2 separate regions of the Homo sapiens genome follow, and region 2 is linked to region 1. The links are chromatin loops, found by intact Hi-C in ENCODE. Cell type or tissue: Caco-2. All regions are shown on one strand.

The links. A loop is a pair of places that touch in the nucleus more often than their neighbours do. Peaks named below come from ENCODE experiments on the same cell type or tissue, not always from the same donor. Only the 100,000 strongest peaks of a DNase experiment are listed, where the experiment ranks them.
Region 2: a loop joins it to region 1, with 2.8 times the contacts of the local background. A loop is called at or near these places in 6 of 110 quality-filtered maps.

What each region holds. Positions count from the first base shown.
Region 1 is chr9:21,180,718-21,188,717 of GRCh38, forward strand. It overlaps IFNA4 (interferon alpha 4), which reads right to left and starts at 6,870. Exons shown (of 1, transcript NM_021068.4): 1 at 5,901-6,870. The coding sequence starts at 6,814. The coding sequence ends at 6,245. RefSeq lists an enhancer at 2,526-2,575. In Caco-2, no CTCF peak of the experiment used is centred here; no DNase peak of the experiment used is centred here.
Region 2 is chr9:21,314,061-21,322,060 of GRCh38, forward strand. The region is part of intron 2 of LOC107987053 (a long non-coding RNA gene); the gene reads left to right. It also overlaps the pseudogene IFNA20P. Among named protein-coding and RNA genes, the nearest start is that of IFNA5, 13 kb to the left of the region's middle. In Caco-2, CTCF peaks have their summits at 4,396 (motif pointing right) and 4,611; no DNase peak of the experiment used is centred here.

The DNA.
Region 1 (8,000 bases):
TGAGAAGGGTGGGTTTCCATCTTTGCTATCTCACAGCTCTTGCCCTTGCTGTCTCCAGACTCTGGAGAGTTTGCAGGGAACAGTGGCTGGTCCAGATCCCTAGCACAGAGCAACTAACTCACAGAAGAGTGGACAGACTGTTCTCCATGCTGTTCCTGGTTGTCACCTCGCCACAATGTGCAGGGCCACCTGACCAGAGTCTCCAGCACAGGCACCCTTCCCCTGCCTCATCTCCTCAATCAGGCAGTCCAGCATTTCTCCAAGGAAGAAATCCCACAGTCAACCCACAACCCATCCACCACTACTGTTGCAGTGGGACAGCCCCAGCAGCCCTCTGGCTGGGGAAGGAACAAAGGGCCTAGTCACTACACTCTCACCTCCAGCACATCATAGCCACTGTATGAAGAGGAGTCCAGCCCCTCTTCCCTGAGAATCCCCATCCCTATTCTTCAGGAGGCAGGGCCCCCAGCCCATGACTGCAAAACAGTCACCCTACACATGGCTGAGCACATCCACTGGTAGTTGCCTGGAGTTTCCCTGGGGAGAGGCTCCCAGAGCCATCCTACCTCTGCCACTGCCACAGCAGCAGTTTTATCCATGCTGCCTTGGGTCTGGGGAAGAAACAAAGAGTCTGAAGCTCTTTGTTTACAAGCTTACAGCACGCCACAGTCACCTGAACTTAAAACACGCTGCAGTTACCATATGGTGAGGAGAATAGTCTCTACTCCTGGTAAGATTGTCGCCTTCTGTTTCCCAAAATGTGAAGCCCCAAGCTTACACCAGCAGTGCAGCCACCCCACCCCTCTGGCTAAACACTCCCATTAACATGGCTTCACATTTCTAGAAGGTGGAGACCCCAGGGGCAACAGAAAGCCTGTCTACCACTGCCTCTGCAGTGGTACTACCCCAGCTACCTTGGAACTTATGAAGGAGCAGAGACCCCAAGTGCCTTATCCATACCTCCAACAAGCTGCAGTCAACCCAAGAGAAGAGGCCAGTCTGTCTCCCATTGGTCAACCACCCACCCGTCACATCACCAGGCAGGGAACCCCTGTCTTGGGCCCACAGCACAGACACCCCCATTCCAGGCTGAAAGCACTGAATGATTGCTCACCTGCATCTCTGGGGTGGAGCCCCCAGGAGACAAGCAAAAGACCCTCAGTTAAAACTACTACTAAGGTCTCTTCCTTCCATGCCTCCAAGGTGAGGAGAAAACATTAACCCTGAGATCACCCCAGAACTGTTGTGTGCAGCCTGGTAGTGCCAAGACAAAAGCTACAGTCAGCAGTCAAGTGGGAGAGGAGCCCACACTTTCATAGCATTGAGACGGAGCAGGCTGCAACCATGAGGAAATGTATGGGAGCCACATGACTGAGCAAGAGCCTGACAACTGACCACTGCACCTAAGAGTCACCTACTAGGTCATGCCCAAAGCTTCAACACTAAAAAAATCTCACTAACATACCCTCATTAAACCAAAGACAAGTCAGCTACAAATAAAGACCCTACACAAAGCTGCAGCCCTGTGAACACAGCCAGAACCAAAGTCAATTTATTGATTGGACTCAAGCTACACTCCCATATGCAGAGATGAGAAAGAACCAATGGAAGAACTATGGTAACTGAAATGGACAGAGCATCTTATGTCCTCCAAATAATCACACTAGTTCTCCAGCAAGGGTTCTTAACCAAAATGAGTTAGCTAAAATGACAGAAATATAATTCAGAATATGGACAGAAAGGAATTTCACTGAGATTCAGGAAAACAGTAAAACCTAAACCAAGGAAACTAAGAATCACAATCAAAGGAGAGAGGAGCTGACAGACAAAATAACCAGTATGAAAAAGAACCTAACAGAACTAGTAGATGTACACACTACAAGAATTTCACAATGCAATCACAAGTATTAACAGCAGAATAGACCAAGCTGAGGACAGAATCTCAGGTCTTGAAGACTGGCTCTCTGAAATAAGACAGTCAGACAAAAATAAAGAAAAAAGAATGAAGAGCAATGAACAAAACATCCAAGAAATAGGGGATGGTATAAACAGGCCAAATCTAGGAATCACTTGCATCCTTTAAAGAGACAGGGAGAAAACAAACAACTTGGAAAATGTATTTCAGGATATCATCTATGAAAACTACCACAACCTTGATAGAGAGACCAAAAGTCAAAGTCCCTTGAAGTTCTACACCCAGATTGACCAGCTGTTCTGATTCCTAGTCTAGCACAATCCATAGAGGAAGGGATAAGTTAGGAGGTCCCGGGGAGGCTGGGCAGGCTGGAGGAAAGGGACATATCCTGAACCTTTCTCTTTCCCCATAGCTGTCCATTGCCCCAAGACATGTCATGCCTGAAGCTGGGAGTATTTTCTCTGTCTAAGATACAAAAGTTAAGGAAATGGGCTAATTCCAGTACTGTGATAGTTCTTTCTTGGGAAGAGCCTCTTTTTAGCTATGAAGATAAATCTCCTGCCAGCAGGCCTACTTCTGCATTCACAACCTGCTCTCCACAGACTTGGCTGCTGTCTTGGTGCACTTTGACCAGTTGGGGGCTCTCTTTCCCTGTAAATGTTGTAATAGTCTCAAAGTCAAATGGAGTCTGCCTTTTATTTCCTTTTTTGCTAAGCTACTGTTATGTCATTGTAACAGTGACATTCCGTCTTTTACAGAAATATTCATCATAAGAAAGGAAAAAGTATTTTATAAAAGAGCTTCTGAAAAACGTAGAACTTTCACTGGCCTTCTGCTTTAATTTGTGATTTTGTGCTCTTAAGGGGAAAGTGATGGGTAAAACCCACAAGAGAACTGAAAACAGCTGTATGAAGAGGCAGTGCAGGCTAATGATGAGTGAAGAAGAGAGCACAGTGTGCATTTCTAGAGGAAGAGGAAGGAAACTAATGTGATATGGGAGTGAAAAACGGGACACAGAAAAGCAGGGAGGAAAGGGGAAAGTGTGTCAGCTCTCAGAACCAGCAAAGATGTATATTTTACTTAAGTTTAGTAGACTAACTTCATATGGGAGTGTACTCTGGGATTCTGAGAGCCAGGAAACAAATGTTCCAGGTGCCAGAATCAGTTAACCATCGACACGTGTATTCTGCACTTCAATCTAGATGCTGCTCCTCTGACAGGTATTTATACAAGCCACCATTCCTGACTGAATATAAATAGGACTTTGAAATGAGGTGAGACAATTTTTCAGCCTCTCTAGAATTCATGACAGAATTCTGTTGTTTTAGGCTGCCTAAAAAAATATATGCAAGCAGAATGGAATTTCAATGTAAAATAATTTATTGTTATTTATACCTGGTGTGTAAATTTTGTATTGAGATTTCCTTAATAATTATTAATCTCCTTTTTTCCTCAATTATACACAACTATCTCCTGCTATCTGAATTTCCTTGGTTCATGTTGTATTTTCAGCTGATTTTGACCAACTTTCTCTCTCTCTCCTTCCTTTCTTTGTCTTTCTTTTCTTTCCTTCCTTCCTTCCTTTTTCTTTCTCTCCTTTCTTTCTTTCTCTCTTTCTTTCTCTCTCTCTTTCTTTCTTTCTTTCTTTCTTTCTTTCTTTCTTTCTTCCTTCCTTCCTTCCTTCCTTCCTTTCCTTCCTTCCTTCCTTCCTTCCTTCCTTCCTTCCTTCCTTCCTTCCTTCCTTCCTTCCTTCCTTCTTTCTTTCTCTTTCTTTCTTTCTCTTTCTCTCTCTTACTTTCTTTTTTTTTGATTTTGCTTTAAGTTCCGGAATACATGTGCAGACCGTGAAGATTTGTTACCTAGGTATATGTGTGCCATAGTGGTTTGCTGCACCTATCAACTCGTCACCTAGGTTTTAAGCACAAATTTTTTTTTAATCCAGTCTGTCACTGATGGGCATTTGGGTTGGTTTCCTGTCTTTGCTATTGTAAATAGTGTTGTAATAAACATACACCTGCATGTATTTTTATAATAGAATGATTTATATTCCTTTGGGTATATACTCAGGAATGGGATTGCTGGGTCAAATGGTATTTCTGGTTCTAGATCCTTGATGAATCGCCACACTGTCTTCCACAATGGTTGAACTAATTTACATTCCCACCAACAGTGTAAAAGCTTTCCTGTTTTTCCACAGCTTCACCAGCATCTGTTGTTTCCTGACTTTTTAGTAATCACCCTTCTGAGTGGCATGAGATGGTATCTCATTGCGGTTTTGATTTGCATTTCTCTAATGATCGGTGATGTTGAGCTTTTTTCATGTTTATTGGCCGCATAAACGTCTGCTTTTGAGAAGTGTCTGTTCATGTCCTTTGCCCACTTTTCGATGGGGCTTTTTTTTTGTGTGAATTTGTTTAAGTTCTTTGTACATTCTGGATATTAGACCTCTGTCAATTGGGTAGACGGCAAAAATTTTCTCCCATTCTGTAAGTTGCCTGTTCACCCTGATGATTGATAGTTTCTTTTGCTGTGCAGAAGCTCTTTAATTAGATGCCATTTGTCAATTTTAGCTTTGGTTGCAGTTGCTTTTGGCAATTTCATCATAAAATCTTTGCCCATGCCAATGTCCTGAATGCTATTGCCTACATTTTCCTCTAGGGTTTTTATGGTTTTGGGATTTACATTTAAGTGTTTAATCAGTCTTGAGTTAATTTTTGTATAAGGTGTAAGGAAGGGGTCCAGTGTCAGTTTCCTGCATATGGTTTTCCAGTTTTCCCAGCACCATTTATTAAATAAGGAATCCCTTCCCCATTCCTAAAGTATTGAGAAAGAGATTCTCTTTTCCAGTTTCTGATTTTATTTTATGAAACAAATGTGTCAGTTTTTACTGACATTTAACGGAATATTAATCAAAATAATGATCAATTACTATTGTAAATTTTATATTTTATGTGTTTAATATATAAAATATTAAATGTATTAATATGATTTACCAGTGCATCACATTTATGAAATTTATTCATTGACATGTATTTTCAAAAAGGAAACACTATGCAGATAAAAGATAATCCACATTTTTGGGTGTACCAACTTATTACTTCCCTCCATTGCAAAGGCAGATATCTCACAATTTTCTATATGTGTTATCTTGATTTTTCTTTTTTGATTCACTCTTCTACTTACCGCAGTATGGCTTCTGCTGATTAATTCTATCAATCCAGCTCTCAGTAAGCTCTGCATTGCCCTCTATTTTCTTGCTATAGTGCTCAGTTTTAATTCACATTTTCCATAAGTCTATTGATTCTTTTTCTAAGCACATTTATTTTCTAAATCAACTTTTATCACCATTCCCTCTCATCCTTCTAAAGTTAAGGTATTCCACCTCTGTTTTCTTTGTGTCTCTTCTGTTCCCACACTTTAATGGTGGAAGGTCCTCAGAATCCAGTTTAAGTCTTTTTTTCCCTCTCCACTTCCTCCCCACATGACAGCCTTCATTTTAGGCCTTTCCATTGCCAGTTATGAATGTCCAGATATTGTATTCCTTGGAAACTGCAAATTCACATATCTGACTTGCAATGTACATTTTCAATTACATGTTGAAGTCAGTTTACAGAGAATATCTGTGCTTTTATTTCCAGATATGTCTCAATCTACATTCTGCTAAGAGGAATTCATTGTTTTTTTACTTCCTCACATTATAGCAGTTAGCATCACTGATATTAATTCAGCATTATTATTGTTTTTAGATTTCTTTCCTGACAAAAATAAAAGATACAAGAGAAGAGGGACTGTATATTTTATGTTCACATTTATATCCTGAAGGCAACATATAACCAGGTACAGAAAAATATGTTTTTTTATAACTTGAATAAAATTATGATAGGTAACTTAATTAAATCATCTATTTTTAAGTCAGGTTGTAAAGTCAGCCTTGGCATTTTATCTTAAGGAATAAACAAACACAAGAAATTTTGTATAGTAAAAATTTAATGAAAAAGGAAATTAATATATTGGCTAAATATGAAGAACATATATTGTTACATTCACCACAATGTAAAGGTACTCATGATATCACATAAAAAATAATTTAAATTTTAAAAATAAATAAATATTTAAATAAATAGATGAACAGAGACATCAGCATTGTCATCTGTAAAGGACTAGTGCCTGCACAGGTATACACCAAGCTTCTTCACACTGCTGAAAACATTTGAAAATTTTGATTCAACTCGTGGTGGTTATAGAAGTGAGTCTTTGAAATGGAAGAACTCATGAAAGTGTGAGATAATGTATTAGTCAATCAGGATCATTTCCATGTTGAACCAGGTTTCAATCCTTCCTCCTTAATCTTTTTTGCAAGTTTGTTGAAAACGAGAGGGATCTCATGATTTCTGCTCTGACAACCTCCCAGGCACAAGGGCTGTATTTCTTCTCTGTTAGATAAAGAGTGATTCTTTGGAAGTATTTCCTCACAGCCAGGATGGAGTCCTCATTCATCAGGGGAGTCTCTTCCACCCCAACCTCCTGTATCACACATGCTTCCAGGTCATTCAGTTGCTGGTAAAGTTCAGTGGAAAATTTTTCTAGGAGGCTCTGTTCCCAAGCAGCAGATGAGTCCTCTGTGCTGAAGAGATTGAAGGTCTGCTGGATCATCTCATGGAGGACAGAGATGGCTTGAGCCTTCTGGAACTGGTGGCCATCAAACTCCTCCTCGGGGAATCCGAAATCATGTCTGTCCTTCAGGCAGGAGAAATGAGAGATTCTTCCCATTTGTGCCAGGAGTATCAAGGCCCTCCTATTACCCAGGCTGTGGGTCTGAGGCAGATCACAGCCCAGAGAACAGATGGATTTGTAGCTGAGCACCAGCACGGCCATCAGTAAAGAAAAGGACAGGGCCATTGGGATGTTGCAAATATTGCTAGGCTACTTGAGATGGATAACCTTGAACTTCGGCCTCTAGGTTTTCTGAAGACTTTGCTCTGTGCATAGGTCTTAAATAGTGAACATACTAATTTCCATTTTCTAAATTCCCTAGTTGTACTTTCTATCTCTGTTTTTGCTTTCTTTATGCACTCTCTACATGTGTTTAAAAAGTTTTTCATTTTTTTTCATCATTGCCTATTTTTCACCTGCACTCAAAGGCTTTTATGGTATTTTTTTCTAATTGAAATCTTCATGAAATTTTAATAACACAGATTTGGCATATCTATTTATGTATATTACGTATACCTCTACTTCACAGATAAAAACTACAAAGTTTGCTCTTTTTATTCAAAGTAAAGAATGACAGAAAAGTTAAACTAAAATTTAAGTTTAAAAGCTATTGACATTTAACTTAATTTGATAAGTATATTTGTGGAATAACTTTTAGTGTAATTTGTTCATGTAAATTTTGTATCAAAGTACATATGCAAAATAAAAATCTATATAGATACACATTAATAATATGAATATAATTACATATCCAATCATTCAAAACTCCTAAAAATATGAATGAATAATTTTTTAAAATTTTTCTCTTAGTGTATGAAGCTTTGAATTTTGCTTTATATGACAAAATAATTTGTAAACTTCACCAGCTGCAGTATTCATCCAGATGTTGCCAACACTTTTTTCTTTTCAGCACTTGACATAAATATTGATGTGTTGAATAACTTTACTAGAAATAAATCATATAATATAAGCTATTTGCATTGAATTCTCAAAGTCTACAAAACATCTTGAAGAACTGAGGATCAAACATAAGTAAGAACCATAAGATAGTCAATGGCAGCCCAAAGATATGCAGGTTAAAGCCACATATTGTGATAAGACCTTAAGATCCAGCAAAAAATGGACAAAAAGTCCTCCAATCACAGTCATCTATTTGCCATAGGTTTGTAACACTGGTCTTACAAATATTTTGTTTATCTTCATGAACTCAATACCAGTGCTTCTCATATCATACACAAAAAAACCCAATGAGAAAGATATATATTAAGCAATGAAATTTTGTTGGATAGAATTGTTGGAGAGTCACAAACTATTGTAATATGTCAGATTTGTTTACACTACGAGAACTAATTTTCGTACCCTTAGAAGAAGT
Region 2 (8,000 bases), 130 kb after region 1:
CATCTCAAAGCAAAATAATAATAATAATAATCTGATTATGCAATGGGCAAATGATCTGAACAGACATTTCTCAAAAGAAGACATAGAAATGACCAACAAATATGTGAAAAACTGATCAACATCACTATCATCATGGAAATGCAAATTGAAATCACAATGAATTATCATCCCACCTCAGTTAGAATGGCTATTTTCAAAACAAAAAACAAAAAATAACAAATGCTGGCATGGATGTGGAGAAAATGAAACTATTACACAATATTGGTTGGAATGTTAACTAGTACAGCCACTATGGAGAACAGTGTGGAGGTTCTTTAAAAAACTACAAATAGAACATCCGTATGTTGCAGCAATCCCGGTACTAGGCATTTATCCAAAGAAAAGGAAATCATTATATCTAAGAGGCATCTGCACCCTTATGTTTATTGCAACATTATTTCCAATAGCCAAGACATGGAATCTATTCCCCAACAACAAATAAATTGATAAAGAAAATGTGGTATATTTGCACAATGGAATATTATTTAGCTATAAAAAGGAATAAAATCCTGTCATTTGTGGCAACATGGATGGAACTGGCGGACATTATGTTTAGAGAAATGAGCCAGGAACAGAAAATTAAATACTGCATGTTTTCACTCTTACTTGGAAGCTAAAGAAACGTTGATCTAATAGAAGTAAAAGTAGAACAGAGGATACTGTAGCCTGGGAGGGGTAGGAGGATGGGATGGACAGGGGGAGATTTGTTAAAGGATACAAAATTACAGCTATGTAAGAGGCTAAGGTCTAGTATTTTATACCACTGTAGCAGTAATATATTATATATTATTAGCTAGAAGGAGGACAGTGACTGTTCCCAACACAAAGAAATGATAAATGTTTGAAATGATGGATATGCTAATTACTCTGATCTGATCACTATTATCAGCATTGAAGCATCACTATATAGTCCATGAATATATACAATTATTATTTGTCAATTAAAAATATAAAAATGAAAAAATTGAAACTTTAAAAAATCAATTTGATTCTTTCAATAAACCTATTTGTATTACACTCATTATATAACACTTTGGAGAAGAATAACAATCTGGAGGGATAAACTATTCTGAACATGCCAATAATGAAACGTGAAAACCTTATGGGGACTTGAGATAATTGGCTTGTGTGAAAGGGTCTGTTAGACAAGTGAAGAATAGATATGAACAAAGGCAACAGGTATGTGTTACAAGTCAATGGAACTTACTGACTAAATTCTAAGTAGAACATTGTTTAAAAAGTTAAAAGGGAGTGGATTTTTCCTCCCAACTGAAAAACAAAGTCTAAAGTTTAATGAATGATTTCTGCAATAAAATATGGTAAAATAACTATTAATCTATCAGTTGTAGACCCTTGGAATCTTATTTATTTTTAACTCTTGAGCTTTTTTGTGAGCTTAAGAATATACAGAAAGCACCCAGCAATTTTTATTCTACTGATGGTACAACCATATCAGGCCTGTCTTATCTCCTTCAGGACCTCACTAATTCCACAAGAGACCTTCTTCTGTCCAGCCTGTTGTTTTTATTCCAAATGATGACAACACTGTTTCTCACCTCCAGCCCAGACCGACATTCATCTTGTGTACTGATAGAGTCCAGAGAAGAATCTCTTTTCTGTCTTTCCATCCAATAGTTGAATTTTGAGCGCTGAAAAGACCTTTTATATGACCAAGATGAGAGAATATTATGCACTTCCTGCACAGAAGTGAAAGGTTTTGAAGAGCTTCTTACCAAGGAGAATTTGGCTTTACCTCTACACTCAGCCCAGCTGCCTACTGTGGTTGATTTTACTTAATTTCTAACCCCATACAATTACAAATCATAAAATAAAACTGTAGCAATGAAATAAATATATCACTAAAATCAGCATTAATTGATAAAATGATAAAAGCATTATTATTTTGTCAGAAATGAAGGATGTACTTTTCTTGTTTTTTGGACCCTCATCCTCAGAAAGTGTCCAAATTCTAACTTTAACTGTGCCAACTGAGTGCAGAATGCACCCACTGGAAAAAAAGCTAAAGGAGAATTGACCGACCAACGTCCTCTTTCCAAATAACTAAGTTAAATAAATAAACTAGTACATTTTGGCAAAGATCTTCGCTGTCATTAGAAACTGTGATTTTTCAAAACAAACATTACCTTATATCAGTCCTGCTGGGATGTCTCTGACCCAGTTACTGTTAATTCTACTCAAATAACTGCTGTATCCTTTTTGTTTAATTGTTGTTTCATTTGTTTTATCTTTAAATCAGGCTGCATTATGACCCGAATTATGACATGCCTCGGATTGCATTGGCCCTATGCCTAACTTTCCCTGCACTCTGATGACTTGCTGGGTCCTAGGGAGGAAACAGAAGTTTGCAACGGACACTGGAGTAACCCTTGTCCCTTCCAATACTCTCAGGCTGCTGTGGTATCAGTGTTATCCATGGTGGGGACACTGACGTTGGCCATGTCTCCATGGGAACACTCTGTGGTTTCAGCATCCACTTTAATCTTCTCTCTGATCAGAATAATCTTAAGTAGTTGATTCAGTGCTCCCATTTGTATTGCTCCATCTCCTGAGGACCTGCCGCTCTTCCAGTCAATGTGTTAAGTATCTCTCTCTTCCTTCCAAGTTCTAAAGCTGCTGCTTGCCTTTTCTTCTTCATGTTTCATAATGTGGGCTCTGCTTTTTTCAACAAATGAGAGTCCTGAGCCTAGTGTAGTCTCTTCCTAGAGGAATCAGAACATAGAAGCACCTGAACAGGGGCACAGATGAACTTCTGCATTCTTTACCAACACGTTGGGTATAATCACGTGGGAAAGATTCTCTCTATTGACTATGTTTTTGTGCCTAGCAGTATTTAACTTCAAGTACTTAACCTTTGCAGTACTGAACTTGCCAGGCAGGGAGAGTCCAGGCATGACCATATTCATTTTGGATCCTTGATCTCACAAAACCTAGCTGTCTCCAGGTGGCACTGTGCCACGACTTCCTGTATCTCCTCCAAGGGATTCAGGGCAGAAACAAGGTTTTATGTGTCCTTCTCCAGGGGCACTGCACAGGCAGGGAACTGTGTGAGGCAGGTTATGACAATGCCCCTTGCTGCCAGCTCAGCCACCACTTCACCTCAGTTCTCCAATACTTTAGAATATATAAAAAATTAACTTCTGAATATGATCAGGGTATAGCCACAGAGATTTTTCAGGGTAAGATGATAATATGCGTACAATTTTTGCCCACTGAAATGACAAGCAACAAAAAGGAAAATCACATTAAAGAAATAAGCAGTATAGAAAATAACCAAGAATTAAAGGAGACTTAATATTTGAAAGTCGTTAAACAATCATACAAACAGAGAAAGGAAGAGAGAGAACCAGGTATATTAAACTTTTTAATATTTTCCCCTGCTCCTAAACTGAGTACCCCACATTCAGTGGTAAAAGAAAGAGACAAGAGACATATTGTGAAATATAACTGAATTTCCCAGTTTCTCTCCTCTCCCATTTCCCAGTTTCTCTCCTCTCCCATTTGAAAAGTGCAATCTGAAGGTTGGGTCTGTAACCTGAGCAAAGAATAAGAAATTCCTCCTAAATTGAAGCCTCTTCCTACTATCTAAGTAATTCTCACACACACTCCTGATTAACTTCTTCAATTACACTATTTGCAGATCACTTTAATACTTCCCAAATTCTACACAAATAGATACCTTCTCTTGATATCATTTGGCAAGAATTGTATCCTCTGATTCCTTTACAAATGTCTTTGCTCTCTTTTACTACTGAGTAAAAAGCACAAGGGATGCAAGTTGACTCATCATTGAAAATAACAGAAAATGTTTTAATTATAAAGTTGGGACATGACCTAAGGAGTGAATGTGTAAAATTAGCAACTTACTGTTAAGAAAGAGCTAATGTACCTTAACCAGGAGATTTTTCTTGATTTCCCTTGTAGTTCTACACCTACATTGGCAGGTTGTACTGATTCCCAGTCTAGCACAAAACATAGAGGGAGGGACAAGTCAAGAGGCTGGAGGCAAGGGACACGTTCTGACCCTTTCTCTCTCCACATAGCTGCCCATTGTTCAAAGAACATGTGCTTCCTGAATCTGGGAGTGTTTTCTCTCTCTGTGATACAAAAGCTAAGAAAATGGGCTTCTTCCAATATTAGGGTTAATTCTTTCCGAGAAAGATGGCCTTTTACAAATGAACGAAAATCTCCTTCAAGGGAACAGAATTCTTTTTCTTATTTTTTATTTTTTTATTTTTATTTTCTTATTATCATACTTTAAGTTTTAGGGTACATGTGCACAACGTGCAGGTTTGTTACATATTCTTTACAGAACAGAAAAGCCTGCCCTCCATAGACTTGGTGCACGTCTTTGCCAGTAGGTGGCTCTCATCCTCTGTAAATATTTCAACGGCCTCCAGAGTAAAATGGATCTTGCATTCTATTTCCTTTTTCCACAGGGATGGTTACATTATTGTAATGGGGATATTCCTTCTTTTCCAAAACTATTCACCAGGAGGGAAGTAAAAAAAAAAAAAAAAAAAAAAACAGGCCAGTGATTTGGATGTTTCTGAAACACCTAGAACTCTCACTCAACTTTTGCTTTCAGCTGATGGCTTTGTACTCTTATGGGAAAATTGACAGCCAGAAATTACAATGGAACAGGAAGCAGCTGTATGAATGGCAGTGCAGGTTAATGGTGAGTGAATGAGGAGAGCACCCTGGGATTTCTACGCTGGGGAGGGAGGAAACTAATGTCATACAGAAATGAAAGAATGGGATCCTCCAGTAAGTAGGGGGGAAGGGAGAGTGTGGCAGCCATCAGAATCAGCAAAGTATTGTGATTTTTCCATGGCTGAAAATCAAGGTAGTCCCATTTCCAATCCCCCTCCCTCCAGAAATATATATATGTATATATATGCTTGTATATACTTAAATTTTATGTAACATAAAATAAGTTTATATACTTATATTAATATACATTACATTTTTAGATTATGTATTTTGTAATTAATATGTGTAAATATAATTATGTATACTTAAGTATATACAGCTTTAAGTATTATATACTTTTACAATCTCATATAATTTAATATATGCTTATTATATTATACTTAACATATTAAAATATATTAAATTTGTATATTATTAAATATATAAGTATACATAATTTAAGCATATGTATTTAAATATACATAAAGAATATATAGGCCTGGCGTGGTGGCTCAGGTCTATAATGCCAGTACTTTGGAAGGCCAAGGCAGGAAGATTGCTTGAGGCCAGGATTTACCAGCCTGGTCAACAGAAGGAGACACCATCTCTACCAAAAAATAAAAAATTAGCCAGGTGTGGTAGTGCACACCTATAGTCTCAGCTATTTGGGAGGCCAAGGTGGGAGGATCACTTGGGCCCAGGAGTTCGAGGATGTAGTGAGGTATGACAGCAGCACTGCAGTCCAGCCTGAACAAAAGAGTGAGACTTTTGTCAAAAAAAAAAGAATATATATTTATATATCTTATATATGTTTTTGTACATTTAAAAATCCATATGTAAATATAATGTGTAAAAATATGTATACATTTATATATTTTAATATATATACTTCAATATATACTTTATATAGAATAACATATATACGATATGTTATATATACACATATACAATATAGCATATAACATATATTGTATGTTATTAAATACATTACAATATTTACTTATTTATTTGTATTTAAATATGTATATATAAATATGTAAGTGTATATTCTGTATATATCTATAGGTAACTTTATATAATACTATATTCAGTTAGTTTCAAATCACCTTTTTTTTTTTAGGGTTGAGTTAGAGAGTTGTAAAGGCTAGGAAAATGGTTTACAAAATATGTTTTACTTGGGCCTAAAAATAATCATCAATGGTGATTTGAAACTAACTGAATCTGAGTAAAGGGATTATTTTATTTATTTATACTATTCACAGAGCAGCCATTTTCTATCGCAACTTGCTGAGACACTGGTTCCCTGGAACAAGCTTCATGGGGGCTGTACAATTTTTCCTCTGTGCAAGGCACTACTCTGACAATGGGAACCTGGGCTCTGCTCCTTCACAGTTTTACAGACAGTCCCCTTTCCTAGAGTTTCAATTTGAGGGACATCAACGTGTTAGACCTCAGGAATGTCAGGGGAGCTGCAATCAAAGCTTCTCTTGTCTGGATTTGGTTAAATGTGGACTATACAGGATTATGTTATTTATTACATTGAAATTAAAGGTAACTATCATTTACCATGTTCAGATTCTCAGCCAGTAATTTGCAAACTTTATTTTATTTCATCTTTGCAGTTTCCTATGTGACAACTATTAAAATTGTCTCAATTTTGCAGAAGAGGAAAGGAAAATCTGATGTTGTTTAAGCTCCCAGGAGCCACAGATGTTGTCACAAAGTGGCAGTTTCTACTGCCTCCCAATTTCCCTCTTCATTAGCTTTCAGTTCTTCCTCTTGGCTGCACTGAGCATGCTAGTGTTTAATTAATCACAATCATGTCTTAAATGCCATTCTTTGAATCCATGGAGGGTAGTCATCATCCTGTATTACTTATCTGTTAATCTAAATTGCCAAGCCTATTGTCTGTCACATATATGCAGTAAAGACATTTTTAGTGACAGAACAAAGACAACTGGATGACTTAACCCTGGGTTTTCGAGTTTTATGCCACCGTTATCTACAGATTATAAGCTGTGGCTCTTGTAAAGAAAGGTGGAAGAAATCAAACCTAGTGTATTAGCCACTTAAAAGAGAAATGCAGAGAGGTGAGGAAACATGTATTTCAGTGCAGTTTAAGAAGTAAAAATGTCCAAGATCAAACCTCTAAGTATACTTATTAGAATTTTAAAAGAGACATAGATTGAGACTCAGATAGGTTGTTATTTCAACATTGAGCCTCATTTGGATGGGTATTTCCTATTAGATTGAGAGTTTTGCCATTTTCTGAGTGTGTTTAATTTCCATTGTCATAATACAAAAGAAGTGTTGAGGTCATGACATTATCTGAGACCCATAAATAGAAGAGAAAGTGAACAAAGTAGAAATAAAGTTGAGATAAGTACAAAAACTGAAAACCCTAATCTGGTTATGTAAGAATCTCACAACAAGAAAGTGCTGAGACAGGTGGGTAAAGACTCAAATGGCCTAGCCAGCTGTATCCCACCAATGACCCGGCCAACCTCTTCCCTAGTGACACTGAGGATGATATTCTGCAGTTCTCTCTGCAGCTTTAGCTGTGGCCTAGCCCAGAGCCATGGGCTGCCATAAATAGGTGACCTTCAAAGTTCTGCACCAAATTGGGAGAATCTTTCTTTTCTTCCTGTCTGAAGAACAAGAATGTTTTTTAAGTTTCCCCTAGAGCAGCCGCATGGCACCAAATTCCAAAAGGCTCAGGCCACCAATGTTCTTCATGAGATGATCCAGCAGATCTCCAACGTTTTCAGCACAAAGAACTGAAATTCCTCACTGGGCTTGATCAGTAGCTAGAATTTCTGGAGACCTGTTTGGGTATAGGAAATCAAAGAGACCTTGAGTAGGAGGACTCCAGCCTGGCTGTGAAGGAGTATTCACAAGCAATCAGTCTCTATGTGAGAAAGAAAGAACACATCTGTTGTGCCTGGGACATTGTCAGACTGCAGATTAAGAAAGGAAAATCAATAAATGCTTTCTCTGTGTTAATAGGCTCATCGGAAATCCCAGGAGGTTGGAAAGGAAACTTAGATTTAGACCCAGTATCAGTCAATTGGGTCTCATCTACTAATTATGTGGCTTCGAGCTTGTAAATATTCATTCAATTCAAAGACTTTCCTTTCTGCTTCATTTATCGATATATTGAGTCATTTTTGTAAGACTGTGTTTCAATAATAAGAAATTGTACTTTTTTGTTTGTTTGTCTTTGACAGAGTCTCACTCTGTCACCCAGGCTG